Regions from separate parts of the Homo sapiens genome. Here region 1 is linked to region 2. The links are chromatin loops, found by intact Hi-C in ENCODE. Cell type or tissue: PC-9. All regions are shown on one strand. Links, peaks and the distances in the headings refer to the core of each region. The heading gives the core; the rest is flanking DNA. Region 1 has its middle 28 kb from the start of CDH18-AS1. Region 2 has its middle 50 kb from the start of CDH18-AS1.

Region 1 (17,186 bases), core at 3,797-11,796, 78 kb before region 2:
TGCAAACTATTTCTTCAACAGGGGATTAATATCCACAATATAGAAGTAACACAAATGACTGAACACCAACAACAGCAAAACCAAATAATCCCATTAAAAATGGGCAAAGGATAAGAATAGATATTTTTTAAAAGAAGATACACAAATGGCCAACACATAAATGTGAAAATGCTCAACGTCACTAATCATCCAAGAAATGCAAGTCAAAACCACAATGAGATAACATCTTACCCCAATCAGAAGGGCTGTTATTAAAAAGGCAAAAACCAGATAGTGGTGAAAATGTGGAGAAAAGGGAACTCTTATACACTGTTGATGGGAGTGTAAATTAGTGCAGTCTCTATGAAAACAGTATTGATATTTATCAAAGAACTAAAAATAGAACTGCAATTCGATCTAGCACTCCCACCACTTTTCCCAAAGGAAAAGATGTCAATATATCAAAAACATACCTCACTCCTGTGTTTATCACAGCACTATTCACAATAGAATATATATGGAATAAATAAAAATATCCATCAGTGTTTAAATAGATAAAGAAAATACGCTATATATACACAATGGGATACTATTCAGCAATGGAAAAAATAAAATCATGTCTTTCACAGCAACATGGATGCAGCTGGAGGCCATTATCCTAAGTGAAACAAGCCAGGAACAGAAAGACAAATATTACATAATCTCACTCATAAGTGAGTGTAAACAGTGTATTCATATGTATGTAGAAAACGAAATTATAGATATTGTAGACTTAGAAGGGTGAAGGGGTAAAAGTGGGGAGATTGAAGACAAATTAGTTAATGGGTACAATGCACATTATCCAGGTGACAGATACTCTAGAAGCCCTGATTTGACCACTAGGGAATCTATGAATGTAACAAAATTGCACATATACCCCCATATATGTATACAAATGGAAAGGAGATAAAGAAAATGTACAGAATTCAAAAATAAAGATAGCTCAATAATACCAGGATAAGTCAACATGCAATAGGAATTACATGTCACCTATGAAGCAAGCCTGCCAAAAAAACATGAACCTGAACTGGATCATGAGGAACCACTCTCACATATCCCAGTTGTGAATCATTAGACAAGATGATGACCTGAATGCTTCAAAAATAAAATCAATGTAAAACAATACATAAACAAGGAAAAGTAAAAATAAATAAAATGATGCAGGAGATTTCTTTGTTTAAAAAAAAAAGAATAAAGACATAAATCACCTAGTTGCAATGTGAATCTTGATAGGATATTGAGTAATAGAAACAGCTAGCTATAAAACTTTTTGAAGGCAAATGTGGAAATTAGAATATAAACAATATTTTATGATATAGAATTGTTAAACTTCCTGAAAGGAATATTGATATTGTTGTTATGTAAGATGTTAAGGAATGAATGGTGTTCCCCGTATGACAAAAGCTCAATGTCACCGATCATTAAAGTAATGCAAATCAAAACCATAATGATACATAATTTCACACCAGTCAGAATGGCTATTATTAAAAAGTCAAAAAATAACAGATTCTGGCGAGGTTGTGGAGAAAAAAGGAATGCTTATCCACTGTTGGTGGGAGTGTAAATTAGTTCAACCATTGTGGAAGAGAGTGTGGAGATTCCTCAAAGACCTAAAAACAAAAATACCATTGGACTCAGCAATCCCATTACTGGGTATATACCAAAAGGAATATAAATGATGCTATTATAAAGACACATACACATGTATGTTCATTACAGCCCTATTCACAATAGCTAAGACATGGAATCAACCTAAATGCCCATCAGTGGTAGACTGGATAAAGAACAGGTGCTATATATAGGACATGGAATACTACACAACCATAAAAAAATGAGATCATGTCCTTTGCAGGAACATGAATGGAGTTGGAGGCCATTATCCTTAGCAACCTCTAATGCAGGGATACAAAACCAAATACCATATGTTCTCACTTATAAGTAGGAGCTAAATGACGAAAACATGGGCCACATAGAGGGGAACAACACACACTGGGGCATATCTGAGGGCATAGGGTGGGACGGGGGAGAGGATCAAGAGAGATAACTAAATGGGTACTAGACTTAATACCTGAGTGATGATATAATTTGTGCAGCAAACTTCCATGACACAGTTTGCCTATATGACAAGCCTGCACATGTACCCCTGAACTTAAAATAAAAGTTAAGTAGTAAATAAATAAATAAATAAAATAGAAAATAAAAAGGAGGAAACTTATTTTTTCACTGGATTTGGAGACAAGATCTTCAAGGAGATAACTATGGATAAGTTAGATCAGAAGATTGAGACCCTAATCCACTAGAACTGTTGTCCTCACGAGAGGCTGGTCAATGATTACGAAGTAGAGCTCAATGAGAGGAATAAGTTTTTGTGTTCTATTGCTCTACAGGGTGACTATAGTCAACCATAATATATTGTCTATCCAGAAATATCTAGAAGAGAGCATTTTTAATGTCTTTACTACAAAGAAATGACAAGTGTTTGAGGTGATGGATATGCCAATTATCCTGATTTGATTATTACACAATCTATATATGTATCGAAACATCACAATTTACCCCAGAAATAGGTACAATGATTACGTGTTAATTAAAAACAAAATTAATTTAAAAAAGAAAGAAGATACAACAATGATATACACACACACCACACACGTCACACACACTCAAACACACAGGAAGAGCCTTGTGAGGACATAGCCAGAAGATGCCTATCTATGAGACAAGGAAACAGACCTCAGGGAAAACCAAACCTGCTTACATCTTGAGTTGGATTTCCAGCCATGACAACTGTGAGAAATAAATTTCTGTTGTGTAAGCACACAGTCTGTAGTATTTTGTTATGGCGGTAGAATACTAGTGTATGGGAGAATGTTTCTTATTTAAGAGTTATGCTGAAATATTTAGAGAGGAAGTTTTATAACATCTGCCACTTGCTGTAGAGAGGCAGAGAGAGAGAGAGAGAGAGAGAGAGATGTGAATTTAAGTTTGTAGGTATTAGCTGCACTATTTTTTCAACATTTTGGACATTTTTATGAATAAAGAATTAAGGAAAACTAAAGGGAGGTGAACATTTCCAGTCTATTTTTTAAGTGAATTGGATCAAAAATAGGATTTGGAGAGGCAGTGATAATTAAACAAAATAAAGAGGAAAGCAAGTAGCAAAACAGACTGAAGATAGCCTAAGAGGAAGAAGTGGACTTAAAGTAGAGATCTGTAAACCAAATCTGAATAGAAAGAGTCACAGAGAGACACATTAATTTAAGGACTGAAGAGTGATGGTTAGTAATTGTAATGAGAGCAGTATCTGAGATGGATTGGGTCAAAGGTTCAATGATGTGGGCTTAAGAGAGAAGGCAGAATAAGAAAGTAAAAAGTAAGCATGATTAACTTTTTTTGTTTGTTTGTTTTGTTTCAAAGACTGATTGGGAGGGAAGGCTTTGACACAGTATGTTGAGGGAGTAGATAAAGTTTTGTTTTCTTAGATTAGAAAAAAAGCATTTTGTATGCTTCAAGAAAATAATTAATGTAGAACAATGGATGGAAATACAGAAGAAAGTAGAGCAAGTTCCTGTTTTTTTTGGAGTGAGACTAAACAGAACATTACAATAATAATAAACAGCCCATACTATTATTTCCTTCATTCAGAAGATAAAACTGAAGCTAAATGTAAAATATTTATATTGACATAACATACTAACAAATAGCACTAGCTCTGTTTGATTCCAAAGTCCATTCATTTTTTTCCCTCTATGTCATTCTACAAATGTATATTCTGTACCTCAGTTAAAACCAGTAACCTCTACATAATAATAAGTAAAATAATTTTGAGGATGCAACCACTGCAAGGATTTCTAGGAAATCATGAATGACCACTATTATTCTCCATCAAAGGGTAAACACTTTTCTCCATACTCCCTAATGTGAAAGTTTTCAATGTAATAGCTAAATGCTAATGAAAATGCAGTAATGTTAATGCACACGGGCAAACACTAAGAATAAACTAGTGAATAGATTTAACTGTTTGTAAGCAAACAATTTACTATATGCTGATAATCATTTAGGATTGTGCAAAAGTACATTTATTTAGGAAATTTCCATCTCTATTCATATATTTGCAACTGTCCTTTGCTCATTTGAGTCTTGTAATTTTAAGGTACTAAGATGCAAAACATTTTTTGTTTTGTAAAAACAAAATAAAGCTCAATGCATTATTTAGGAAATATTCAACAAACAGAAATATCGGGACCTAGCATAGACAATATGGTGCCTATAAATATTATTAAAACATTATCTTTCTCATTCTGGGCCTTGTGTTCTTGTGGGTTTGTTATAATTATATTATGAAGTTGTTTTGATGTTCAAAGAGCTCGAGAGATTAAGGTCGACTGGAGTAAAAATACATATACTTATGAGGGCAAGGCAGATAATATGGAAAAATAAATTTGACTCAAGAAGCAATATGAAATGGTTCAGAAAAATATTAAAATGATCAATCATATTACTTACTGAATATGCCTTAGTATTACTGCTGTCAATTGATTGATGCAGTATGATAACTAAGAACTTCTGTTGCCCAGTGCTTGATATTTCAGGTTTAGTGTGGCATCTAGGTTTTTATGTAAAATTTCTGAATTATTAAATCTTGACAAAAAATTCAAACTAAAAAAAATACATATTTTATATTTGCTAGAAATACATTGCTACTATTTCTTGGCTTATCCATGTGTGTTATCAGTTGTCTATCATTAAAGCTATCAGTAAATAGATGACTACTATGACACTCACCCAAACATGGATATAGCAATAACATCAAACCTATACCAGGATGTTACATTAAAATAGACCAAGTTAAGATTCTGAGAAATCAGTCATTACAGGTTAAAGTGTATCCTTTAAAAAGATATGTTGAAGTCTTAACCCCCAGTACTTACAGGTAAATACGATTTTTGGAGATGTAAATAAGTTAAGATGATTTCTTTAGAGTAGGCTCTAATCCATCATGAGTGGTGTCGGAAGAGAAGAGGGATACAGGTGGAGAAACGGAGACAAAACATTATGCAACAATGAAAGAAGAAAGTTTCAGAAATGTCTCTAACAAGCCAAGGAATGGCAAGGATTGCTAGCAAAGTAGGCAATATCAGAAGCAAAGAGAAAGGTACATATTAGAATGTTCCCTATTGTCTTTAGAGAGAGCATGGCCTTGCTGACACTTTAAATTTGAACTTCTAGCCTCCAGAGCTAGAAAAATCAACCAATGTAATATTTATGAACAGAAGAATGAATTCACACACTGTGGCATGTTTATATTATATAATACTACTTAGCAAGTATAAAGTACACGCAGCATGGCTGAATCTCAAAATAATTATACTGAGTGAAATAAGTCAGAAGATCCCTTCCAGAAAAAAAACCTACAAGGGTACAATTTATATAAAATTTTCAGAAGTCAATAGAATGCATAGTGAGAGAAATCTGACCAGTGTTTTCCTGGATCAGAAAGAAGGAATACATATACATTTTCTGAGATGAGAGATATATTCCTTATCTTGATTTTTGCAATGGCCTTCATAGATGAGTACATATGTCAATAATTATCAAGTTATAAACTTTATGTGTAGCTTATATACATCAGTGATATTTCAATAAACCTGTTCTTAAAAAACAAAAAAAGTGTATATTTGCCGTATCAAAACTAGGAAGATAAGAATATATATATTTTGATACATGTAAAACCAATTAAATGAATTCCACTGTCTTACAAGAAAGCCATTCTAGAAAACATTGGCTTTTGGCGTATTATCATACTTTGAGAACATCTTTTTTATACTTTATAGAAAAAATATTTGGATATAATCAATGTAAATTATTTCAAATGATGGGTGAAAATTTAATATACTACTTTGCATTGTGATGGCCTGAGAGAACTGTAAAAAATGCAATAGCATTCCAAAACCTCTGACCATGAATCATTTTGCCTTGACATGCTTGTTACCCTTTCCACAAAGACCATATCAAGGCCCTTAAATGTTACCATATCTAAGAAAACTAGATTTGCCAATAAGTAGTAGACAAGAGGGATCCTGAAGAAAAGAAAAGCTAAAGATTTTTTTTTTATTATTTTCACCACATTTCTGAGGAGAAATGATATTGGGACCTGAGATTATATATCCACTTGATATGATTCGGCTTTGTGTCTCTGCCCAAATCTCATGGCAAATTGGAGGAGGTGCCTAATGGGAGGTGATTGGATCATGAGGGTGGATCTCCCCCATGTTGTTCTTGTGATAGTGAGTGAGTTCTCATGAGATCTGATGCCTTAAAAGCGTGTGGCACTTCCCCCATCATGCTCTCTCTCTCTCCTGCCACCATATGAAGAAGGTCATTGCTTTCCCTTCATCTTCTACCATGACTGTAAGTTTTCTGAGGCCTCCTTATCATGCTTCCTGTTAAGCCTGCTCAACTGTGAGTCAGGTAAACCTCTTTTCTTCTTAAATTACCTAATCTCAGGTACTTCTTTATAGCAATGTGAAAACTGACTAATACGCCACTTAACAGTTGTATCACACAAGCAATGCTTTATGGCATTTTCCATGAATAATAATCAATTATTTTTTGTGTTCTGAGTACATTAAGAATCATTAAGGGGGAGGTGGAGCAAGGTGGCCAAATAGAAGCCTTCACTGATTAACCTCCCTGGAGGAATAGCAAATTGAATAGCTTTCCACACAAAAAATCACCTTAATAAGAATCAAACTTCAGGTGAGTGATCAAAGTACCTGGTTTTAACTTCTTATCACTGAAACAGGCTCTGAATGGGATAGGAAAGACAGTCTTGAATTGCTCCTATCTTCTGGCAGTGGCTGCATGGTGTAGAGAGAGAATATTTGCTTTTGGGGGAGGGAGAGTGCAGTGATTTGGGGACTTTGCATCAGAACTCATGGTTGCTCTATCACAGTGAGTGGCAACACTGGGCAGAATTCTGCTGGGTCCCATGGAGGGAGCATTTAGACCAGCCCTAGCCAGAGGGAAATTACCCACCCCAGCAGACATAATGTGACTTCCAGCAAGCCTCACTACCATGCGATAAATTGCTCTGAGGTTCTAAATAATCTTGAAAGGTAGTCTAGGCCAAAAGAACTGCAATTCATGGGGCAAATCCTGCTGCTTTGCTGGGCTTGGAGCCAGTGAACATGGGGGACAAGTGACCTAGTGAGACACCAGCTGGGGTGACCAAGTGAGTACTTGTGCCACTCCTCTGCTAATCCCAGGGAGCGCAGCTCACAGCTCCAGGAGAGACTCCTCCCTTCAACTGAGGAGAGGAGAGGGAAGAGTAAAAATAACTTTGTCTTGCAACTTTGATACCAGCTCAGCCATAGTTGGATAGGGAACTGGGCAGAGTCCTGAGGCCCCCATTCCAGGCTCTCACTCCTTGATGTTATTTCTAGACCCACAATGGGCCAGAAGGGAACCCACTGTCTTGAAGGCAAAGAACAAATTCTGGCAGGATTCATCCCCAGCTGAATAAAGAACCCTTGAGCCCTGAATAGTCAGAATCAACAGCCAAGAATTACTCATTGTGGGCCTTGGATGAGACTCAGGTGTGACTCAGCACATTCCTAGCAGTGGTGGCTACAGGATAAACTTGAGAAAAGGAGAGGAAAGAGTAAAGGGAACTTTGTCCTGCAGCTTAGGTATCAGCTTGACCACAAGGTATAGAGCACTAAGCAGGCTGTTAGGGTCCTGGATTCTAGGCCTTGGCTCTTGGACAGCATTTCTGCACTGGCACTAGGCCAGAGGGGAGCCCATTGCCCTGAACGGAGAGTCCCAGGCCTGGGAGTATTCACCAGAAGCTGACTGAAGAGCTCTTGGGCCTTCAGTAAGCATGACCAGTAGCCAGGCAGTACTGGCCACAGGCCTGTGGTGGTAGTGACTGTGGGGAGAAACTCCTCTGCTTGTGGAAAGGGGAGGAAGGAGTAGGAAGGACTTTGTCTTGTGGCATGCATGCCAGCTCAGCTGCAGTAGAATAGAGCACCAGGTACATTCCTAAGGTTTCCAACGTCAGGCCCTGGCTTCAGGACGACATCTCTGGACCAGAACTCACTGCCCTAAAGAGAAGGACAAAAGCGAGGCTGTCTTTGCCACCTGCTGTTTTTAGAGCCCTAGGTCCTTGAGTGAACACAGGCGGTAGCCAGGAGGTGGTTACTGCAGGCCTTCGGTGAGAACCAGAACTGTGCTGTCTTCAAGATTCATCCAGTGCAGTCCCAGTGGTGATGGCCATGGGGTTGTTTGTGTCAACCCTCCCCCAACTCAAGGCAACTCAGCACAGAGAGAGAGACTCTGCTTGTTTTGGAAAAAGGAAGGAAAGGAAAAAGAGTCTCCAACCAGTAATCCAGAGAATTCCTCAAGATCTTTTCTAAAACCACCCAGGCAGCACCTCTATGGAATCTTCAAGAGCCACACCATTACTGGGCTTTGGGTGCCTCCAGTGCAGATTGGCTGAAGTGACCAGAAACTTAGATTACAACACCCAAGTCCCTTTGAATACCTGGAAAGCCTTTCTAAGAAGAATGAGTACAGCAAGCCCAGAATATGAAGACTATAATAAATACCTAAGTTTTCACTGCACAGAAGCTGACAAACATCCACAAGCACTAAGACCACCCAGGAAAACATGACCTCACTAATAAATAAGGCACAAGGGACCGATCCTGAAGAGAGAGAGTTATGTGACCTTTCAGACAGAGAATTCAAAATAGCCATTTTGAGGAAACTCAATGAAATTCAAGATAACACAGAGAAAGAATTCAGAATTGTATGAGATAAATTTAACAAAGAGATTTAAATGATTAAAAAAGTCAAGCAGAAATTCTGGAGTTGAAAATGCAGTTGACATACTGAAGAATGTGTCAGTCTCTTAGCAGCAGAACTGATCATGCAGAAGAAAGAATAAGTGAGCTTGAAGACAGGTTATTTGAAACTACACAGTCGGAGGAGAAAAATGCAAAAAGAATAACAATAATGAAGCCTACCTGCCACATCTAGAAAATAGCCTAAAAAAGGAAAATCTAATAGTTATTGGCCTTAAAGTAGATAGATAATGAGAGCCTGGGTAGAAAGTTTATTCAAAGGTCTAATAACTTCTCAAATCAAGAAAAATATACAACATTTAAGTACAAGAAAGTTATAGAACACCAAGCAGATGTAACAGAAATAAACTATGTCAAGATATTTAGTAATCAAACTCCCAAAGAGCATGGATAAAGAAAGGATCCTAAAAGCAGCAAGAGAAAAGAAACAAATAACATAGGATGGATCTCCAACACACTTAGCAGCAGACCGTTTGGTGCAAATCTTACAGGGCAGAAGAGAATGGCATGACAGATTTAAAGCGCTGAAGGAAAAAAAAAATCCCAGAATAGGATATGCAGCAAAAATATCCTTCAAACATAAAAAATAAATACAATCTTTCCCAGACAAAAAAAAGCTGAGAAATTTCTACAATATAAGACCTATCCTACAAAAAATGCTAAAGGGAGTTCTTCAGTCTGAAAGAAAAAAAGATGTTAATGAGCAATAAAATATAATTGAAGGTTAACTTGTGATAGCAAGTACATAGAGGAACATCGAATATGATAATATTGTAATTGTGGTGTGTAAACTATTTATAACTTCAGTATAAAAAATAAAAGATGACCTGATTAAAAATAATAACTACAATACAAAGAACGAACAGTTAAAAAGTAGGGTGATAAAGTAACAAGTACAGAGTTTTTATTTATTTTCTTTTTGCCTATTTGACAGTCTGATTGCTTATGCAATCAGTTAAGTTGTATTATTTTAAAATAGTGGGTTATAAGATATTGTTTGAAAGCCTCTTGGTAACCTCAAATCAGAAACCTACAACAGAGACACAAAAAATAACATGTAAGAAATTAAAATACATGACCAGAGAAACTAAAAAATGAAAAGATATTTCATGTACCTAGATTGGAAGCCAAGAAAGGAGGAAAAAAAGAAGACCACAAAACAACCAGAAAACAAATAACAAAATAGCAGGAGTAAGTCCTTCCTTATCAATAATTACATTGAATGTAAATGGGCTAAACTATCCAATCAAAAGATACAGAGTGGCAGAATGGATAAGAAATGAGACTCAAAGATCTGCTACCTACAAAAAAACCACACATTACAAAGACACACATAGACTGAAAATAAAGCAATTAAAAAAGAAATTCCATGCAAATAGAAATAAAAAAGAGCATAAGTAGCTATATTTATATAAGACAAAATAGACTTAAAGACAAAAACTATAAAAAGAGAAAATGAAGCATATTATGTAATGATCAGAAAGTCAATTCAGCAACATGATGTAATAATTATAAATATACACTCACCCCACACTGGAGTACACAGATATATAAAGCAAATACTATAAGAGGCTGGGCACCGTGGCTCATGCCTGTAATTCCAGCACTCTGGGAGGCCGAGGCAGGTGGATCACCTGAGGACAGGGGTTTGAGACCAGCCTAGCCAGCATGGTGAAACCCTGTCTCTATTAAAACTACAAAAATTAGCTGGGCATGGTGGTGGTCACCTGTAATCCCAGCTACTTGGGAGGCTGAGGCAGGAGAACCGCTTGAACCTGGGAGGTGGAGGTTGCAGTGAGCCGAGATCATGCCATTGCACTCCTTCCTGGGTGACAAAAGAGAAGCTCTGTCTCAAAAAAAAAAAAAAAAAAAAAAAAAAAAAGCAAAAACTGTAAGAGCGAGATAGGCTTAAATTCAATAACAGCTGCAGAGTTCAATCCTTCACTTTCAGGATTGGACAGATCATCCAGACAGAAAATCATCAAAGAAACATAGATTTAGTCTGCACTATAGACTAAGTGGACCTAATATATCTTTTTACAGAGCATTTAATCCAACCACTTCAGAATACACATTGTTCTCCTCAGCATACAGATAACTCTCAAGTATAGTCCACGTTAGCACACAAAACAAGTCTTAAAAAATTCAAAAACATTGAAATTACATCAAAGTTATTATCTGACTAAAATGGAATCAAACTAGAAATAAAAAGCAAAAGGAATTTTGGAAACTACTCATACCTCAAACAATTTACAGATTCAATGCAATCTCTATCAAAATATGTATGACATTTCTTTTCTTTTTAATATTGAAAGAAGAAAAAAACTTTATTTATTTATTTATTTTATTTATTTTTTTTCTGGATTCTTTTTTTTATTATACTTTAAGTTTTAGGGTACATGTGCACAATGTGCAGGTCTGTTACATATGTACACATGTGCCATTTTGGTGTGCTGCACCCATTAACTCATCATTTAACATTAGGTTTATCTCCTAATGCTATCCCTCCCCACTCCTCCCACCCAACAAAAGGCCTGGTGTGTGATGTTCCCCTTCCTGTGACCATGCGTCCTCATTGTTCAATTCCCACCTATGAGTGAGAACATGCGGTGTTTGCTTTTTGCCCTTGCGATAGTTTGCTGAGAATGATGGTTTCCAGCTTCATCCATGTCCCTACAAAGGACATGAACTCATCATTTTTTATGGCTGCATAGTATTCCATGGTGTATATGTGCCACATTTTCTTAATCTAGTCTATCACTGTTGGACATTTGGGTTGGTTCCAAGTCTTTGCTATTGTGAATAGTGCCACAATAAACATATGTGTGCATGTGTTTTTATAGCAGCATGATTTATAATCCTTTGGGTATATACCCAGTAATGGGATGGCTGGGTCAAATGGTATTTCTAGTTCTAGATCCCTGAGGAATCGCCACACTGACGTCCACAAGGGTTGAACTAGTTTACAGTCCCACCAACAGTGTAAAAGTGTTCCTATTTCTCCACATCCTCTCCAGCACCTGTTGTTTCCTGACTTTTAAATGATCGCCATTCAAACTGGTGTGAGATGGTATCTCATTGTGGTTTTGATTTGCATTTCTCTGATGGCCAGTGATGATGAGCATTTTTTCATGTGTTTTTGGCTGCATAAATGTCTTCTTTTGAGAAGTGTCTGTTCCTATCCTTTTCCCACTTTTTGATGGGGTTGTTTGTTTTTTTCTTGTAAATCTGTTTGAGTTCTTTGTGGATTCTGGATATTAGCCCTTTGTCAGATGAGTAGGTTGCAAAAATTTTCTCCCATTCTGTAGGTTGCCTGTTCACTCTGATGGTAGTTTCTTTTGCTGTGCAGAAGCTCTTTAGTTTAATTAGATCCCATTTGTCAATTCTGGCTTTTGTTGCCATTGCTTTTGGTGTTTTAGACATGAAGTCCTTGCCCATGCCTATGTCCTGAATGGTATTGCCTAGGTTTTCTTCTAGGGATTTTATGGTTTTAGGTCTAACATTTAAGTCTTTAATCCATCTTGAATTAATTTTTGTGTAAGGTGTAAGGAAGGGATCCAGTTTCAGCTTTCTACATATGGCTAGCCAGTTTTCCCAGCACCATTTATTAAATAGGGAATCCTTTCCCTATTTCTTGTTTTTGTCAGGCTTGTCAAAGATCAGATGGTTGTAGATATGTGGCATTATTTCTGAGGGCTCTGTTCTTTTCCATTGGTCTATATCTCTGTTTTGGTACCAGTACCGTGCTGTTTTGGTTACTGTAGCCTTGTAGTATAGTTTGAAGTCAGGTAGTGTGATGCCTCCAGCTTTGTTCTTTTAGCTTAGGATTGACTTGGCGATGCGGGCTCTCTTTTGGTTCCATATGAACTTTAAAATAGTTTTTTTCCAATTCTGTGAAGAAAGTCATTGGTAGGTAGTTTGATGGGGATGGCATTGAATCTATAAATTACCTTGGGCATTATGGCCATTTTCACGATATTGATTCTTCCTACCCATGAGCATGGAATGTTCTTCCATTTGTTTGTATCCTCTTTTATTTCATTGAGCAGTGGTCTGTAGTTCTCCTTGAACAGATCCTTTGCATCCCTTGTAAGTTGGATTCCTAGGTCTTTTCTTCTCTTTGAAGCAATTATAAATGGGAGTTCACTCATGATTTGGCTCTCTGTTTGTCTGTTATTGGTGTATAAGAATACTTGTGATTTTTGCACATTGATTTTGTATCCTGAGACTTTGCTGAAGTTGCTTATCAGCTTAAGGAGATTTTGGGCTGAGACGATGGGGTTTTCTAGATATACAATCATGTCATCTGCAAACAGAGACAATTTGACTTCCTCTTTTCCTAATTGAATACCCTTTATTTCTTTCTCCTGCCTGACTGCCCTGGCCAGAACTTCCAACACTATGTTGAATAGGAGTGGTGAAAGAGGGCATCCCTGTCTCGTGCCAGTTTTCAAAGGGAATGCTTCCAGTTTTTGCCCATTCAGTATGATATTGGCTGTGGGTTTGTCATAAATAGCTCTTATTATTTTGAGATACGTAACATCAATACCTAATTTCTTGAGAGTTTTTAGCATGAAGGGCTGTTTAATTTTGTCAAAGGCCTTTTCTGCATCTACTGAGATAATCATATGGTTTTTCTCGTTGGTTCTGTTTATATGCTGGATTACATTTATTGATTTGCATATGTTGAACCAGCCTTGCATCCCAGGGATGAAGCCCACTTGATCATGGTGGATAAGCTTTTTGATGTGCTGCTGGATTCGATTTGCCAGTATTTTATTGAGGATATTTTTGCATCGATGTTCATCAGGGATATTGGTCTAAAATTCTCTTTTTTTGCTGTGTCTCTGCCAGGCTTTGGTATCAGGATGATGCTGGCCTCATCAAATGAGTTAGGGAGGATTCCCTCTTTGTCTATTGATAGAAATAAAAACAATCCTAAAGTTTATATGAAACACAAAAGACCAAAATAGCCAAACTTATTCTGAGCAAAAAGAATAAAATAAACTGACTTCAAATTATACCACAAAGCCATAGTAACAAAAAGAACATGATACTGGCATAAAAACAGACACACAGACCAATGCATCAAAATAGAGAGACCAAAAACAAATCCGTACATCTACAGTGAACTTATTTTCAACAAATATGCCCAGAACATACACTGGGTAAGGGACAATCTCTTCAATAGATAGTGCCAGGAATACTAAACATCCATATGCAGAAAAGTCAAACTAGACCCCTGCTTCTTGTCTTATCAAAATAAATTAAATACTTACACTAAGACCTGAAACTATAAAATTACTAGAAAAAAAATAACTTTTGTAAACTCTCCAGGACATGGGACTGGGTAGATTTATTGAGTAACACTTCACAAGCCTAGGCAACCAAAGCAAAAATGGGCAAATGGGATCACATCAAGTTAAAAAGTTTATGCACAGCAAAGAAAACAACAAGTGGAGGGAATCCACAGAATGGGGGAAAATATTTGCAAAATATCCATCTGACAAGTGGCTAATTACCAGAGTATATAAGGAGTGTGAACAAATCTATAGGAAAAACATCTTAGAATCTGATTAATCAATGGGCAAAAAATCTGAATAGACACATCTCAAAAGAAGACACACAAATGGAAAACGGGTATATGAAAAGATGTTCATGATCACGGATCATCAGAGAAATGGAAAAAAAAAACTGCAATTAAATATCATTTGACCCTGTTTAAATGGCTTTTATCCAAAAGACAGGCAATAATAAATGCTGGTTAAGTACGTAGAGAAAAGGGAACCCTTGTACACGGTTGGTGGGAAAGTAAATTGTCACAACCACTATGGAAAACAGTTTGGAATTTCCTCAAACAACTGAAAATAGAGCTACCATATGATCCAGCAAATCCACTACTAGGTATATACCCAAAATAAAGGAAATTAGTATGGCAAAGATATATCAGCACTCCCATGTTTACTGCAGTAGAATTCACAATTTCCAAGATTTGGAAGCAAATTAAATTTCCATTGACATAAATCAAGAAAATGTGGTACATATACACAGTGGGGCACTATTTAGCCATAAAAGGAATGAGATCCTATCATTGACAATAGCATGGATGGAACTAGAGATCATTATGTTAAGTAAAATAAGCCAAGCACGGAAAGACAGACCTCACATGTTTTCACTCACTTTGGGAGCTAAATAAATATTAAAACAATTGAACTCCTGGAGATGGAGAGTAGAATGATAGTTACCAGGGGCTGGGGATGGTAGCGGGGAGTGGGCCAGGGAGAAGAGGAGATGGTTAATGAGTACAAAAATATAGTTAGAGAGAATGAATTAGATCCAGTATTTGATAACACAACAGGGTGACTACAGTTGTACATTTTTAAACAACTAAAAGGATATAATTGGATTGTTTGTCACATAAAGAAAGGATACAAACTTGAGGTAATAGGTATCACATTTAACCTGATGTGGTGCATGCCTGCATCAAAATATCTCGTGTAACCCATAAATATACGCACTTACTATGTACTCATAAAAATAAAAATTATAAAAATGTTTTAAAAGTCATTAAAATTTTAATTTGGGCTTATACAGTTTTTCTAACAAACAGAAAACATGCTGATTAATCTACATGCCTACCATAATCCACTTGTGAGTTATTTTTTCCCACCGTTATTGGAACGATTGACATTTGACTTAAGCATTATTCTTCTTGTGAGTTTATGTCAGTCAATTCACTAAAATCAATAAACTTCTGCAGAAAAAACTGCATTTAATCCTGCACCTAAAACACTTAGTACGACACCATGAACAAGCTTGACCTCATCCACTAACCAATTTCTCTGAGATCCTGCTAATTTAGCAAGGGAATTCTTTTTTTAAAACTAATATTTTAAACCATCACTTTATGGATTCAATCATCAGAGACAAATTATTATAGAATATTTTATAGAGCAAATATAAGTATTAGAAATCAAGTTGTATTTGGGACCAATGTATTTAGGATCTGTTTCATAGCCATAGTGTAGAAGGTTAATTCTCATGGATAGCACATGGTCTATAATGTTGTACTATAATTCAATTTAATGGGTTACTTGAAAAACTCTTACATAGAAATTAAGAATAAGAATTGATATATTTTATTTTATGTTTAAGTCAATACATCATAGAAATTATTCTATGGTTATACATTTTGCCTAAACCGTTATATCATACCCATCCCCTCTCATAAATAAAGAGTATATTGGGGGCTTATTTGCATTTCTGGTGGTAGTTGCTGCATGCACAAATCAAATACAGTTTACAGATTCCACCATAATTAATGTGAAGTAATCAATGATAACTTAGAAAATTGCAATTATACTCTTTTTCAAAGAGAATCAGATTTTCTGGTTATAACAGATAAAATTTATTGTCTTCCAATTTTCCAACTGTATCAGCACACTCAATGGTCATGAATACCCACTGTTCTCAAGGATTTTGTTTTTTTGGTCCCTGAGATAGGGCCATATAATCTGAGGCATGTAATATGGCCATATAATATAATATAATATAATATAATATAATATAATATAATATAATCATAATATAATATAATAATAAGGCCATATAATATGAGGCATGTTCTTGACCATCCATTGCTTGGAGGAATAAAATATTATAACTTACATTTCAAGTTATTTGATTTTCATTTTATTTTCTCTTCCGTGTATAAATAAAGTGTATTTATAAAGAAGAACACTGATAATTTCTAAATGAACAGGTATGCATATATGAGTGATGAATACTCAATTTGCCCCCTTTTGTGGAGGCCAGTTGCTTGTAAATCACATGTAACATAATCAATTGAAATGCAAGAAGAAAATGAAATAATTGATATGCCTTTTAACTTAATAATAGAAAAATCATTTAAATTTAGTAATAGTCAAATCATAGAACAATATCACTTCTCTCAATAAATATGCATGTTGAATTGCCATGTATCAGATATAATATTTGCTATTTGAGTGCCCTAAGTAAAAGTGGGAGTTTTTGTTCTACTTTTCTGTATGTAGGTTAAATTTATTTTTAAAAAATTAAAGACCTGTTCTGCATATCTTTAGTTAGTTTCTGTGATACTATCAGTGTTTTACTGTCAGCAACATATTTTCTTTTAAACAAAACAAAGGCTCATTTTTTTTAAGGAAAAGCTCAACAAGTGTGAAAAATATTTGCTTTGGATAAAAGTTTATGCTACGGAGAGAACAAATAGATAATGGATAATTCTCATTATTATTATTAGAATACCTTGCCCAAATAAAT
Region 2 (17,186 bases), core at 4,157-12,156:
TCCCAAACTGTACATTCAGCCAGGATGTACAGAAGTGGGTGAACTTGAAAAAATACCACTATCTTTTATGCATCTCAGGGACTGTGGTTCGTCTGTGAAGACCAGCAGCAAAAACTCTGGGCCTTGAGTTGCCTATACTGCACAGTGGTGCGAGGGATGTATTCCCTGCAATGGGTGTTACCTCTAGATGGCTCTTTACAAATATGCCAGTATCTACTTCACAAAGTCCCTTCCCATTAAGAACGTACCAAACAGAAACGAGGAGTAGGTCTTATAGCCTTGAGTGTAATAACAGCTGTTACATCCATAGGTGGCTCGGTTGTAGGAATAGTTTACAATGCATAAACAATTCAAAATGCATCAAGTGTAATTGAACAATATGCTGAAGATGCTGTTCAGGGTTTTAAGGTCCTCCAAATGTCATTAGATTTACTTGCCAATCAGGTGATGGATCACAGAATAGACCTTGATTATCTCTTAGCAGAAAAATGAGGGGTATGTGCTATAGCAGATACTTCTTGTTGTTTTTATGTTAACTCCTAAGGAGAGGTTGAATTTGGAGCCAACCATCTACTTTGTAGAGCTAAATTGTTAAGGGGTGCTAAGACCCATTTAGCTGGAGATATATGAAATACCATTAAAGGATATCTCCCTTCAATGACATGGTTCCCCCACTTATTAGGACTTCTGGTAATGATTGTCTTAGCTCTGCTTCTTGGACTCTGCATATTAAACCTTCTTGTAAAATTTGTTTCTTCTCACCTAGAGGTCATCAAATTTTAGATGGTGATGCAGATGGCACCCCACATGGACAAGTCCTTCTTCCGAGGCCTGCTAGACCACCCTCTGCATGACTCTTGACTGCCACACAAACAATGTCCCCTCACAGCTTGAGCAGCTAGTGTGGTTTTCTTCCCTTTTCCCTAAACCGCAATTAGGGTCACTACTCCAGAATGGGGAAGGAGAGAGGAGGCAGTTAGGAGCTGGTTAGGCAGATCGAGAGGGAGGATCAGTGGAGAAGAACAGAGAGAGGCAATATTCACATGAACAACCATGGACAGCACCTAAACTGCCTATGCAGCTAAAGGGAAGAAATGTGGTTAAGAGCTTCCCCTTAAGCCAGGGTGCTGCTCACAGGGACTGTCCCAACTTAGGGGCAGGCACAATTCATCAAAATAAATATCTTTGTCTTAACCTTGCTAAATATAATATTGTTAACATGATATCAGCATTGTGTGTTTAGCCCCTCCATGGATTTTGGTTAAGCATTCATGGGTAATAACCAAGAGGGAGTCAGTCAGCCCAAACTCAAGCATGTGCAGATGCAACACCCATAGGAGGAACATTTACCTCTCCCATTTGGAGAAAAACCTACAGAAGACTTCCTGGCTTCTGCCACATAACATATCAGGAACTCAGTCCTGTTTCTGGAAACTTGCTTTCCAGCCCCCTCTCTTTGCTGATAACTTTCCTTTTGCTTAATAAATCCTACTCTACTCACTCTCCAATGTCTGCATGTCTCATTCTTCTTGGTTGTGGGACAAGAATTTGGACTTAGCTGTACTAGGGACTAAGCAGACTGCAACACTCTCAACTCTTTTCTTGAAAAATAATGCATTACTGTTATAAGACAAAAAAAGATCCCCCACTACTCATGTAATCTAGATCTTCTAGTAAATTTGTGGCTATGAGTAAATTAGACAATATCTTTATCCCACATCTAATCTTTCTCTCAAACCTGTTTGGATATAAAATAAGATTTCATAGCATGGAATAACAAACTCATTAACAACAAAGAGACATCCATTAATTGCTTAATCACAATTTTCAAAGGCAAACATGTAGGCAAATCTGTCTTGTAGACAATTACAATACAAGAGAAAATACTAATGCAAAATGTAGGTTGACAAGAAGCCAGCTGAATAAAATATTTACAATGATTAATGAAAGATCTGTGCAGTTTAAAAAGCATTTTTCTTTTCCTTATCAGTTTTGGTAAGCTGTTAGTAGTGAGGCTGCTTGTCAGAGTGTGTGGAGGAAAATAATTTGTTGCTCTGACAAAGATAGGAAAAAACCTGAGTGAAATGTGTTTAAGACAGAAACGTTGATCAAGTGACCAGTGTTGTGAGAGACTTCAGGGAATTTGCATCATACTGAGAAAGCAGCTTGGAAATATAAGAATCCACAATGGAATACAAGACAGGGAAAAGCACATACAAACATAAAGTGAAGAGAGTGCATTCCTACACATAAGATGGGATGAGGCATTTCCAGCTTCCAGATGAAAGTACTTTTTTAGGGAACATTAAATCTGACAACTTTTGCAGTCCCATCCCCACCCTTCTCTATAAGCAGATCCATTGTTCCTGGCCCTTCATTCTCAAAAAACTAAACAAAAACTTACCTTTTGTGCAAGCCCTAAAACATTTACTTTTTTTGATATAAGGTCCAGAAGCCATAATTACTTTTCCTTAAATAAGTATAATTATTTTTAAAAGGTATTTTATCTCTACTAATGTTAGATTCTGCATTGGAAATGTGTATTTACTTTTTAAAGAAAAACATTACTCATCAAAGTCACCTATTATGCAATTATCACAAATCAAGAATAGTTAAAAAGTTGATACTTTTATAGACTATGATTTCTTACCTTGTTCCATAACTAAAGGAATAGAATAAAGGGCTTGGTGATGTCATAAAGGAGTAAAACTAACTTCTAAAGGCCATTTTAGATTTCTTTTACTCACACTTATTGTGGAAATTTTAGGCATTTACAACCAAACAGTAGTACTTTGGAGATATATTTTTTTTGTATTCTATTTTGCCTTTTTCAAGACAAAAGATCGAATTTTAGTATGATGTGATTTAAGCTCATTTGCAATTTACATCCGTTAAAAATGCAGAATTCATTGAATACTCGGGAACCTCTGTCTTTTTTTGCCTCTAATCTTCAGAATACGCTGGTTTATTTTTGAAATTGAGAATAATACATGGAAAATCTTTTCATCTTATTGATGAAAGAAAGTGTTTGATCCAGCAGGCGTTAAAGTTCAAATGCACAGATAAAAGATAAAATAGTAGATTATTGAAGAGAAGTTCTTGGGCTATGTATTCATAGTAAGTAAAGACATGAAAAGGATATAATATCAGTATATCAAGCACAGGGAATACACAAAGATTACAAGATATAATGTTTTAGCTCCTTATCTGTCAGTTTAATGAATGTTATTTTTCATATTTAACACTCTATTGCACATGTCCAATTTTCAAAAGATAAGTCAGATTACATTTTGTCAGACCTAAGAAGAAATCATATTACATAACTATTAACACAGGAAAATAATGGGACATATTTTCAGCCAAATTTCTGATCTTCTAAGATAAACGAGCTGGAGCCAATAAGGCTTGAAATGCTCTAAAACCTCAACTTTTCATATACAGCATCATGCACAGCAGTTTGCATTGTTTTAAAGATGATGTCACAGTTGGCCAAGGTCAAGAAAGCACATCTGAAATATCCTTCCAACCTAGCTTACTCAACCTGGAAGCAGAAATAGTAAAGCCTGGCTCAAAAAATATTTTGAGTTCTCGTGTAATATTTTTATGTTTAGATAAGTGGCTTTCAAAAGGCAATACATGGACTCACTAAGGTGTCTCCTTGCTTACTGATTTATTCTAATATTTATTCTTACATTACAAAAAAATTTCTTTTTGTTTTTAGTGGAAACATATATCTCATAATAATACCTCTAACCTGTTACAGCACCAGGCTTTTCAATTTGATATACACAATGGAAAACAATAAAAACAAAAATGAAGTATGAATCAGTGATTTTTAATATATGTGTTTTATGATATGTTTCAATGGTTCATTTAATTTAATTCAAAGAAGTCAACTTTATAGAAATATTTATTTCTAACCATATTGTAGCTAATAGATTATAGACACAGAAGTAAATTCAATTTCCTCAATGTTAAATGTATTCCATTTTTGGATTATCAATCTGACAAAATTATTACCTAAAATATTACTTCATAAAGGTAATTACTTTTGTTAAACTACCATCCCCAGCTTGCCAATATATACAAAACCAATCATAGATTAATTGTCTTGTGCAGACTTTCATATCATGGGAATTTCTCATGCATTGATGAGTTAACACTGCTGTGTTTCATGACTTTTATGGGTTTAGCTATATGAGGATCTGTTTAAGAATCTATATGATTATTCAGTGTGCTCTCTGGAGGCAAACATTTCAGAACTGTGACAGTGAATAAGATATATGAAGGTAGTTTAGAATTTGGAGAATAAAAGAGGAAGAGGAAGAATGAATATTTATCAAAATGAAGCTATTCATCTGAGTCTTTTGGAATATTATTCAGGTTAGAATTGCTCTTTCTTTGAAAATTTTAGTTTCTTCATAATGAAAGAGGGTAAATTAACAGGTAGAAAATAGGCTAATTCAATATCTCAAAAAACTCCTAAATCCTTCCATTTTGGAAAAGTAAAAAAAAAAGGAGAACTTTTTCATACTCATTTTCATCAAATCTTTGCTCAAATGTCATCTTCACAATGAGGCTTACCTTAACTGTTCTATTTAAAATTGCACCTCCCAGCACAATCAATTCCTTTTACCATGACTATCTCTTTACTTTCTGACATTTACCTGCTCCAAACATAGTAAATGTATTTGTGTGTGTGTGTGTGTGTGTGTGTGTGTGTGCGTGTGTGTTATTGCTTATTTTGTCTCCTTCTACCAGAATGTCAACTCCATGGGGGTTGTTTTTTTTTTTTGTTCACTGATACATCAAATGGTTAGAACAGTGGCAAGCACTTAGTACAGATTCAATAACTATTTGCTGAATAAATTAACGAACACATATAAAATGCTTTTCTAGAAATATTTTATTTGCAATATAAGCAACATTAACAGCAGCTGTCATTTATTTGAGGGTTGGAGTGATGTTACCTGAAGATACAGAGGCACAGATCATCTGGCAGAGGCTGAAGATTTTGTTTTTCAGCACACTTAATTATTTCTTTATATCTTTTTATTTCCAGTATTGTAAACTTTAAGAGACTTAGTTTGTCCATACAGTATCACCATGTAATAGCTGAAAATGTTTTTTTTTGGACCAGCTGATGTAGGAAAATACAATTTTGGTAAATGAAGCGTAAGATTTAGTAGTGTCAAGATATAATAGTCATGATATGAATGTCCATTGTGAAAACAGAGAACTCCCGTGGCTGTGGATGGCAATCTATTTATGCTGCCACCGGTTGGCTATTGGAATCAAAACTCAACTCAAAATTTAGAAGCAAATTTTGCCTGTTGGTGGGGTAAGATCTTCACTTTTCGGTATTGCTTTTGCTACGGTATTTCAAATTTTTATGTGGCACTGCAAAAGTATGGAACCAGCGAGTCCACTGGAGCAAACTTTCTTAAAGAAGCTAAACTGGCAGTGAGAGCAAAAGCTAAGAAAGCCCCTCACCTCTTCTATCCAGCTAAAGCTCAGTAGTTTAGGTTAACCAGGTAACCTAAACTCAAAGTAAGCTTATAAAGCAGTATTTAATCTTATTCAGCAAAAAATCTGCATCAATCATTTATGCAAGTGATCCAAATGCATACACACTTGACCCTTGAACAGCACGAGTTTGAACTGTGAGGATCCATTTATAGCAGATTTTCTTCTGCTTCTGCAACTCTGAGACAGTAAGACCAACCTTTCTTCTTGCTTGTCTTCCTCAGCCTGCTCAATGTGAAGACGAAGAGAATGGAGACCTCCATGATGATGACTTCCACTTAATGAATAGTCAACATATTTTCTCTTTTCTTATCATTTTCTTAATAACATTTTTCTCTAGTTTACTTTATTGTAAGAATACAGTTATTCTGGGGGGAAGTCAAAAATTATACATAGATTTTTGACTGTGTGGGGGGCCAGCACCCCAAATCTTGGTTGTTGAAAGGTCTACTATGATTATCTCATTTTAATATTACAAATTTTCTATGTACAAATAAGAACCTGGACAGACACGGGTGGCTCACGCCTGTAATCCCAGCACTTTCGGAGGTCCAGGTGGGCGGATCAAGAGGTCAGGAGATCGAGACCATCCTGGCTGAAACGGTGAAACCCCGTCTCTACTAAAAATACAAAAAAAAAAAAAAAAAAAAATTAGCCAGGCCTGGTGGCTGGCGCCTGTATCCCAGCTATCGGGAGGCTGAGGCAGGAGAATGGTGTGAACCTAGGAGGCAGAGCTTGCAGTGAGCCAAGATGGCGCCACTGCACTGTAGCCTGGGCGATAGAGAGAGACTCTGTCTCAAAAAAATAAAAATAAAAAAAAAATAACCTAATGTTCTTTTCATTGATGACACTGATGTGATTTATACTTTTTTATTGTTTAGGCATTTTTCTTGCTAGATATCCTCATCTTATAATAAGCTAGAATTAAAACAATTTGGTAGTAGCATTAAAAGCTTAGCTGTAGTTATAAACACTAATGGGTAGGAACACTCTTATGGAAGCCTTTATGGCTTCTCTCAAGTGTATCACAAATAATATGAAAATGGTTTTTCTTTTTAATTCATTTTTTTTCCCTAATCATTGAAAGAAGGTTATATACAACAGTACTGTGATTTCTCATGGTGGTGTATGCCTCCATTGGAATACATTTTTGGTCCTTCATATGTGAGTTACTTACAACAGCCTCCACTTTGCTTTTCAATTCAGTAACTTTCAATTTGGTTTTCGTGTTTTGCTTTTGGCAGCTTACCTGTAAGTGCCCAAGTGTGTGTGTGTTCAATATTCCAGTTTGCATACATGCGCTTGCCAGTAATATGAGGCTTTTCAGAGATTGCTTTTCAATAAGACAAATAGAATGACCACATATTATAAATTATTAATAAGATGTTATGCACCACTTCCTGTGCTTTAATTAAAATACATTAATGAATTAAGTGAAATCAGAATTAATAAAGATATGCTAGATTTCCCCTAGAACAAGCTCAAAAAAGAAATAATATCCATGCAGCACACTAACTTTTATATTCTGTTTAATTTACCATCGTCATTCACCCTAATCCTACATATTGTATTTTATTAGAATGTTCTCTTCTGACTCACCTGGAGTTCAGGAATTCAGGCTACCAGTCAGAAGTGCTTCCTCATGTTTTGTCCTCAACCTTCAGGCTTTGGCAACAAAGTCTCTTCAGAATAGCTTATCTCGCAGCAATCAGCCATTACCACCTTAGCAAGGCTGATTCATTTATGTGACTATTTCCCAGCTCTTCAAAGCTATAATTTGTCTTTTCTGGCACTCTGCACCAGCTGAGCCCCCAGAGTTCCTGCATCCTTTCATCCTTTCTCCCACAGGGTTGAAGAATGGAAAGGAAACTAGACAGGTTTCCGTATACTGGAAGCTAAAGAGTCCCTTGCCCACCATGATTAGAACTTTCTTGTTCTTAAAGGCTTCTCGGTCAATTTACTTTTAAACAAATCATTCTTTTTAAGGAGAAGCACGTTTAGCTTCCTGCTTCCATCAGCTATAAAGCTGAATTCTTGTTTTAAAGAAAGTGTAACTACAATTATTTTTATTGGAAGCTAAAGCAGCTTATCCACTTTGGATATAGAGTTTTCAGAAATTATTTTTTTGATAGTTTTAACTTCTCACTGAAGAACAAAACATTATAAATAATACATTAAAAAGATGCATTCTAAAATGTAAGATAAAAGTGCATGGTGGTACTTTGCTATCCAATTATATAAAGGGCTTTTACTTTTAAATTTTATATTAACTGATTTAAATTGAGGGAATCCTCCTTACTTGAAACATTTTTTAACATACGTTAAATTTAGCAAAACTATTTATAATTTTATTCACAATAAGAAAGCATGCTTTAATTATGTAACATGACATTTTATGCTCTTACTTAATTCCTGACCTTGCTTTATTTATTTATTTAGGGACAGGGTCTTCCTCCAACACCCCGGCTGCAGTACAGTGGAGCAGTCTTCACTCACTGCAACTTCCACCTTCTGGGCTCACACGATCCTCCTGCCCCAAATGGGACTTCAGGTGTGCACCCCACACGTGGCGATTTTTTGTACAGGCAGGGTCTTGCTATGTTGCCCAGGCTAGTCTCGAACCCCTGAGCTTGTCTCGAACCCCTGAATTCAAGCGAACCACCTACCTAGGTGTCCCAAAGTGCTGGGATTACAGGTGTGAACCACCGTGCCTGTCTCAACTCCTAAGCTTTTCAATCCATCCTTCAGCAAAGAATCAGAAATTTTGTATAGAAGAGATTTAGTGGTGTCATACTGTTGAAAGGACAATCAGAGATCTGAGTTGGTAACCATGACAATAGGATTATCAGATCTCCTACCAATATGAACATAATTAACCAGTGAAATCAGTTACTTTATGATATCTACAACCCTTCTGCATGAAAGGTATGCTTCCAATAATTGCTCCAAGACAATATCTGACCAGGACCACTTTACTACGAGGGCCAATTACCGGGAAATGTTCTTCCAAAGGGTACCTGCCTGATCACCTTGCTAGAATTTTCATAGGCCCACACTGCATCTTTCTTCCTTATTTAAGGTGTCAGATATCCATAATGGTGTAAATGTTCTCCCAGACATCTCCAGCTCCTTTCCCCTTTCTCTTAACAAGTGATTCCCCCAACAAATGCCCTGCATATCTAACTGCCTATGCAGTTGTGCTAGTAAGACGAAGAAACTGCCTTTTGTCTGTGTCAAGATGAGGGAGGGCAGTATGGCTCTCCCTACAACATGCCTCTGGCAACTCCAGTAGCATCTTCTCATGAAAGCAACCACATGCCCTTGATCATTTTGTTTTGTCTCTGAACTTTTCCAAACTTGACATGTCTTCTTCAAAATGTCACACTCATCTGGAGGTAGCATTTCACATATGAATTAAACATAGCCTATAGCTAAGTGGAAGGTTATTTTCTTTTTCAAGTACAATACCCTGCTTGAAAGATATGGGTGGCCAAAAAAATCTTACATTTCTTTGACTTAACATTTAATTATTTTGGAAGACCTCTTAGAGTCTGAGACTGAAAGAGCAATCTTTAGAAAGTGTATATTGCTCATTAATTAGGGTGAAGATTACTTATGATTACTTATGATACAAAGATTACTGTGTGAATTAAAAAATCTACCTCATGATAAATTTTCTTAATTGGAAAACAATATATTAAGGTAAGGTAAAACTACTTTTGTATATTTATAGCTAAGTGTTTATGCATCTGAAGTTTTATCTACATCAAGCTGAATATGCTGCAAGCCTAATATTTACATACAACTCATGGCGAATTTATCATTAGTTATGATGTAGCACTAACATAGGACACTAATGGAAGCACAAGAGTCACATATTATTGTCAATTATTCACAGACCAAATTAACTTAGGTAATGTTACAGATTGACAAGCACATTCAATGATTTTGATTTAACAGATACAAATAAACTTCCTACCCTAAATACAAAATATACTTTATTTACAATATCTGTCCTACATTAAAATAGGAATATCAGTACATTTATTTTCGATCAAAGCATTAAAATTTGTTTTAAAACCCACTCTAAAATTAAAAACACTCCAGACTAGGCTCAGTGGCTCATGCCTGTAATCCCAGCACTTTGGGAGGCCGAGGTGGGCGGATCACCTGAGGTCAGGCATTTGAGACCAGCTTGGCTAATGTGGTAAAACACCGTCTCTACTAAAAATGCAAAAATTAGCTGGGCATGGTGGCAGGTGCCTGCAATCCCAGCTACTTGGGAGGCTGAGGTAGGAGAACTGCTTGAATCCAGGAGACGGAGGTCGCAGTGAGCTGAGATCACGCAACTGCACTCCAGCCTGGGCGAAAGAGCAAGACTCCATCTCAAACAAACAAACAAAACCACCACAACAACAAAAAACACTCCCACCAAAGGTAATCTCAAATGCACATGGAAGAAAAAATGGCTGAGATGACTCAAGATATATAAAGAGTTAGCTTAGAAATTCATCTGACTAGAGATTTATTATAAATTTTAATAATATAGACAGCATGTAGATTAAATCAAGAGTAAAGAGGATTTTTGTTTATCAGATAGGAAAATACATTATTAATTGAATTAAAACTTTATGATACTGGGAGGAAAAACAAGCATATTAAGAGAACAGAGCAGGAGATAAAGAAATACAACCAAACATACCTAGATATGGATATATACCAAGGTCTCTCTCTCTCTCTCTCTCTCTCTCTCTCTCTCTATATATATATATATATACACATGCACACACACATATACCTATGTATGCGTATATATGTATATATACACATATATACCTATATACACACATATATATACACACACATACATATATACTATATATATACTCTATATATACATGCATGTATATATACGTGTGTATACATATATACATATATATACACACACATATATATGTAGTAATAACTGTAAGTCAGTATATATGTAGTAATAACTATAGCAATATATATGCAGTAATAACTGTAAGTCAGTCTCAGGAAAAAGAAGACATTTGATAAGTAGTGTTAGTGTAACATGTTAGAAATTAAGATAAACTACAAATATTTACCTGACACTTTATGAGAAAAAAAATCAGATGGCTTTTAATACATACATTTATATAAAAATGAGAATGCATGATGTTACTTAACATTAAGAAAAAAGATCTTTAATGTGATTCCAAAGGCGAAAAGAAACATGATTAAACTATTTAACAGAATATCCTCTCCTTAAAAGTAGGAGAGGAAGAGAAGGAAGGAAGCATGTATGCAAAATGCTAAAATTGCAATTGTCACTAGTTTGAAAATTAGCTAAATAACCAATAAACATTGGCACAAATCAACACACACATAAGCCAAATGCTCTGATAGAAAAACTGCAAAAAATATACCAAAATAACCTTCTATCATTATTAGATAACAAAACTAAATAACTTTCTATTGTTATTATGTTGAAACAAGGAAATTACATAAACAAACACTTCTCAAAACAAGATATAAGAGCGGCCAAAAAACATGAAAAAATGCTCTTCATCTCTGATCATCAGAGAAATGCAAATCAAAGCTACAAATAGACATCATCTCACACAAGTCAGAATGGCTTTTGATAAAAGGTGAAAAAATACCAGATGTTAGTGAGGCTGTGGAGAAAATGGGAGACTTTATACACTATTATTGGGACTATAAATTAGTCCAGCCACTGTGGAGAGCAAATTGGAGATTTCTCAAATAACAAAAGTTGAACCAGCAATCCCATTATTGGGTATATACCCAAAGGAAAATAAATGATTCTACCAAAAGGACATATGCACTTGCATGCTCACTGCAGCACTATTTGCAATAGCAAAGACATGGAATCAACTTAGATGCTCATCAACAGTGTGCAGGATTAAAAAAAAAAATGTGGTTAATATATACCATGGAGTACTATGCAGCCATAAAAAATGAAATCATGTCCTTTGCAGCAACATGGATGCAGCTGGAGGCCATTATTCTAAGCAAACTAGGGCAGAAACAGAAAACAAAACACCATATATTCTCACATATAAGTGGAAGCTAAACATTAAGCGTACACATTGACATAAATATGGAAACAATAGATACTGGAGACTACTAGTGGGCAGAGAGAAAGAGGGAGGGGCGCGAAGGCTGAAGAACTACCTGTTGGGTACTATGCCCACTACCTGGGCAAAAGGTTCAGTCATATCCCAAACTTCAGCATCATAAAATATAACCATGTAACAAATCTGCACAGGTACCCCCTGATTCTAAAACAAAGTTGAACAAGAAAACAAAAATAATAAAATTGGTCAATGAGACCTAGACCAAAGAATTGAAAGTAGTTTGACATAAGAATATAGATATTAAAAACACATCCCATTTCCTATCAGGTGATAAAGGGTACAGATATTTCTGATTATAGCTAGCGTTTTTTGTGGAGAGGTAGGTGTTACATCCTTATGCATTATTCATATGAGGTTTTACTCAACTTAACTTTCTACAGAGCAATTCAATATGCATAAATATGTGTAATATTTGACCAGGCAATACCACTTACAGGGTTAGAACCTCAGAAGACACTCAGAAATATATTCCAAAATATATATTCAATATGTTTAAGGAAGTTACAGGTTTTTTTAAGGTGCAAGATGGCAAACAACCTAAATGCCCTGAGCATACTGTTTATTTAAAATGGATGCAGCAGATGGCTCATTCTTTGAAATTAGAAGCTGGTCCCAATATATTTTTAAGTAAAGCAAAACAAAAAACAAATGTCCATACTATATATTTGGTGTGATCTTATTTTAATATACATATGTACATATAAAAATATTCAAGAAATGTTTGCATTTTTAAGCCTGATGTTGGATTTGGAGTGATGCATTGGCCTTTTTTCTTTCTTTTTTTTTTTTTTTTTGAGACGGAGTTTCACTCTTGTTGCCCTGGCTGGAGTGCAATGGCGTGATCTCAGCTCACCGCAACCTCCGCCTCCTGGTTCAAGTGATTCTACTGCCTCAGCCTCCCAAGTAGCTGGGATTACAGGAGTGTGCCACCATGCCTAGCTAATTTTGTATTTTTAGTAGAGAAGTGCTTTCTCTATGTTGGTCAGGCTGGTCTCAAACTCGGGACCTCAGGTGATCCACCCACCTCGGCCTCCCAAAATATTGGGATTACAAGTGTGAGCCACCATGCCCATCTTATTGGCCCTTTTCTGTATGTACATTTACAATGTCTAATATCTCTACTATTCACATGTTTTGCTTATTTAATAAAAATATAAAGTTTGTAAAATAAGAGTTGTTGCTAATAATGAAGCAATCCTCGTAAAACAATCTAAAGATTAGAATTTCATTTTTTATGGAATATAAAGCATTCAGAAGCTTTATTTTTACAGCATGTTTTGCCTTTGGGGATCTTACATTGTTCTCACACTGAAAGCAGCTAAAAGAATAATCTTCCTCTTGGTTCATATTTTCTTTATAAACTATGGCCTTTAAGTACTTAACATTCTTTAAACTTCGGTGCCCCTGTCATGTGTTAAATTATGTGAAGAGAACAATGGAGTTGAAGTGTTTTAACCACCTTAGTGAACTAAGCTCAGCCTCAGCAGGTTTTATTATGCATCCATTAAACTTCAAGTAGGAATATATATATCAGCCTGTTTTAGTAAACCACTAATTCTCCACCAGTTTTCTCTAAGATATTTCCTCATTACATGTGTTATCATAATGCTTAGCCTCAACAAAACATTTGCAACTTACTCATTTTACACTTATTTGTCAATAGTCATCTGTGGATAAAAACGACCCAGTGAAACATGAATTTTCACTGTCTTATAAAGTTAGAAAGTTATTATTATTTATAACTTTACAGCTTTGGGTGAATATTATAGAAATAGTGATGAAATATATAATAATCTATTAAAAAATTTATCCAATACATTATGCCACTTTATCAGTAATGATCAGTAGTTTAACAAGAATATAATCAATAACAAACTTGGATTAGTGACATTTTATATATATATACTTATATTATTGTAACTATAATATATGTTATATATTATATATAATTCTATAATATATGTTATATATTATATATAATTCTATAATATATAGTTATATTATTGTAACTATAATAAACCATTAGATAAACATTAGACTAATAACACAGGCATGAAATATATGAATCCATAACTATCTATTCTTTCTCCAGCTTACAAAGATAAAGGACTTTTGTAGCTAAGTTGCTTCTCTAAAAATAAATTCAAGGTTAATCCTCCCTCTAGACGGATTAAAGAAAGGGCAACCTCTTCATGCTGGCACAGTTTTTCTGAACATGTTTGAAGATTTATAACTGGGAATCCTGCCCTAAGTAAACACGTTTGATATGTGAGCATGGACTCTTGGCTTTGGCACATTAGGCCCATCTGTTAGGTTGGCATCATTCCTACTTACAATTTGGTTGGAATTCTGCCCCAGGAATTAGGTGCCAAATGGCAACATTTTAAATAAGACACAGCATATAATGCCTCCCTGATCTGGGTGGAATATTCCTTAAAATTGAATCCAAGCAATAGCCTAAAGCCTGCCTTTATCCTTCATCACAATAGTTGGGTGTGTGTTCAAGATGACACAATTAGCAGATTAATTATGCCAACATCATACTTCTATCAGTCAGTACAATCTGCATATTTTATATGTGATTGCTGTTGAGGTTACAGCATTAGTATTGTTATTGCTATTGCTTTACATTTTACATAGTTAAAGCTTCTATATACACCTGTGTAAGCCTAATTTTTTTTCAATTAGGAAGTATACAATGACACTTGCAAAGATATGATTTACCTCCTCACTCACAAAAATTTCAAATCGAAGATATATATTCAAAGGCAAAATGCTTTTAAAAACATTGTAATAGAGTATTCAACCATAAGTGATTTTATTTTAATACATTGGCACACAATAAAATACCAAGAGACTTTGAAGTATACATATAAATAGAATATGTATTTAAAGAAGAATTAAAAGCTAGTACTAATAGAAGGGAATAGAGAAATTACCTCAAATTTTAGTTCTGCAATGCTTTCTACCAAATTTAGATTAAAAATTGTTCATTCATTCATTCATTCTTTCAAAAAAAATGCCTGAGTTATGAATGATATCAGTCAAAAGAAATATGTTAGTAAGAAATCAAGGGACTTACTACAAAACATTATGTGCTAATATAACATAGAAGATATTAATCTGTATGCCAAACTAATAACTGAAAAACTGTTACATTAATTAGCTATTAAACAGTGATTTAAGCGAGAGAAGTCATTTTATACTAAAAAAAGATTCTAAGTAGTGCCATCTTTTAATTAATAAGATATGGTCCAATTTAATGTCTTCAATTGGAGTATTGCTATTACTGTTTGATAAAATATTAAGCTAATTATTCACAGGTTTTCTTTATGTTCTTATTGGAATCATAAAAACTATAAATGTATTAAGGGTCCCTATCTTTGTAAATAATGTGGTTTTATTAGGAAACACCTTGCATTTCTTACACTAAAACAGATAACTAAAATGCCTTGCTAGTATATTACCCTCATGAAACTGGCTGATAAACTGGGGAGTTATACTGGCAAATATACTGAAATCAAGGGCCTAAAGTGGCATATTTGGTTTCTTAATACTGTATCTATATTATCAACTTCATCCTTCAGCTTATGATTATATAGGTTATTTTCATCTAACAACATTTACACATTACATTAAAGTGCATTATGTTAGCTTATTTCCACTGTTTTCAAACTATTTTAAATAAGAAAAATTTTAAATATGTTTCATAGTATATGCTCAATAAATATGACTAGAGTGAATTAACTAGGGTAAGAAAGAATATCAGTAAACGTTTAGTATAAATGTTACTTGAAGACAATTTTAATTGACTGTAAACCAAGAATATGAAGAGAAGAAATTACTATTTGCATTCATGCCAGAGTCAATCATGCATATTTGATAACCTAATAAATGAGGGAAGTATACGTACATATTCTTCCCCAAAGGTAAATTAGCGAATTAATGTCAAGGAATGTAATTTAGTCAGGCAGGAATCATAAACATTTACATTAATTCAACTTTCCTGTTTGGTCTAGAGACATAATTCCCTCTTGAGAAATAGACACATAACTCATCACATTCACTATACTTGCAGCAAAACAAATGCAAAATACATAGTACACTGTGGCACAGCTTCTAATGCAAAATGGGACTGGGCTCAATGAAAAAAATGATTTTAGATGATAAATTAATAAGGAGGAGGACTAATCAAGGATACTGTTGATACAGCGCCGAGGAAGCATGTGAACTAAGTACTCATCTAAAATAATTAGTATCCTCTGTACTCCCTCTTGCTGAAGCTTCTTCAAATGGCAAAATTTAGTCACTTTTTTTTCTCTGACCCTAGCTTAATAGGTGGCATCAAATTGCATCTGAGAGAATGTTTTAAAGTGAAGATAGCTTCATTGCTTCTACTTGGCTTTGGAAGTTGTATAGATCACTGACAAGCTACAAAGTAAAGGAAGTAGATGTCAGAAGAAAAGACAATGAATTCCTTTTTAGACATGTTAAATTCAAACTGTCTAGGGAGAGTCATGCTAGTGATGCCTGGCAAGAAGGTAGAAAAACAGATCTAAAGAATGTTTCTCCCTGCTTGTAGATCGACTACCAACTTCATATTGAGTATTCTAAATCTTTACCTTTAGCCCGTAATATTTTCTTGAACCATTTGTATGCTACATTCTCCATACAGGATTGGGAGAAATTGCTGGACTGAGTTAAAGTTGAACTGTAGTAGCATTTACAAGGAAAACAAAGAAGTAAGTGGGAAGGGAGCTTAGCATACTATTGAAAAAGTAGTTGTCATACTAGACCATGGAGCTTTATGGTAGAAACAGGATCAAGGGGAAGCTTTGCTTTTTATTCTATGTTCCAGGTATGACTGCCTTTGCCACCTTTTATCTATTCCTAATATTACTGCCATGGTTGAGGCCATCGTCCTCTCTAGCCTGGATTGTGTCCATTGATATCTATGTCAACAAATTCAACTGGTCTCAGTGCCACTATACAAATAGTTCCAAATGCATTCGGATTATGTTACTGTCCTGTTTAAAAGCCAGCATGTGGCCAGGTGCAGTGGCTCACGCCTGTAATCCCAGCACTTTGGGAGGCCAAGGAGGGTGAATCCCCTGAGGTCAGGAGCTCAAGACCAGCCTGGCCAACATGGTGAAACCCCATCTCTACTAAAAATACGAAAGTAAGCCAGGTGTGGTGGCACGTGCCTGTAATCCCAGCTACTTGGAAGGCTGAGACAGAAGAATCACTTGAACCTGGGAGGCAGAGGTTGCAGCGAGCTGAAACTGCACCCAGCCTGGGCAACACAGAGCGAGACTCCGTATCAAAAAAAAAAAAAAAAAAAAGCCAGCATGTGTCTCTGTTACGTCCCATATTAATGACACTTTAGCTCCACCTTTGCATGTATCTTTCCTTACCCTCTCCTTTACTCCCCCTGCTTCTTAGTCTTTCATATTTATGTATACAGTGGCATCAGAACACTGTCTCTGCTTCAAATGCCCT

What was found. Hi-C counts contacts between places; a loop is a spot of excess contacts. Peaks named below come from ENCODE experiments on the same cell type or tissue, not always from the same donor. Only the 100,000 strongest peaks of a DNase experiment are listed, where the experiment ranks them.
Region 1: a loop joins it to region 2, with 5 times the contacts of the local background. A loop is called at or near these places in 2 of 110 quality-filtered maps.

The regions. Positions count from the first base shown.
Region 1 is chr5:20,268,962-20,286,147 of GRCh38, forward strand. It overlaps a transcript of CDH18 not described here. Among named protein-coding and RNA genes, the nearest start is that of CDH18-AS1, 28 kb to the right of the region's middle. RefSeq lists an enhancer at 6,904-8,103. In PC-9, for the core only: no CTCF peak of the experiment used is centred there; a DNase peak (open chromatin) is centred at 7,620; H3K27ac peaks cover 2,146 bases.
Region 2 is chr5:20,346,469-20,363,654 of GRCh38, forward strand. It overlaps a transcript of CDH18 not described here. Among named protein-coding and RNA genes, the nearest start is that of CDH18-AS1, 50 kb to the left of the region's middle. In PC-9, for the core only: no CTCF peak of the experiment used is centred there; a DNase peak (open chromatin) is centred at 7,193.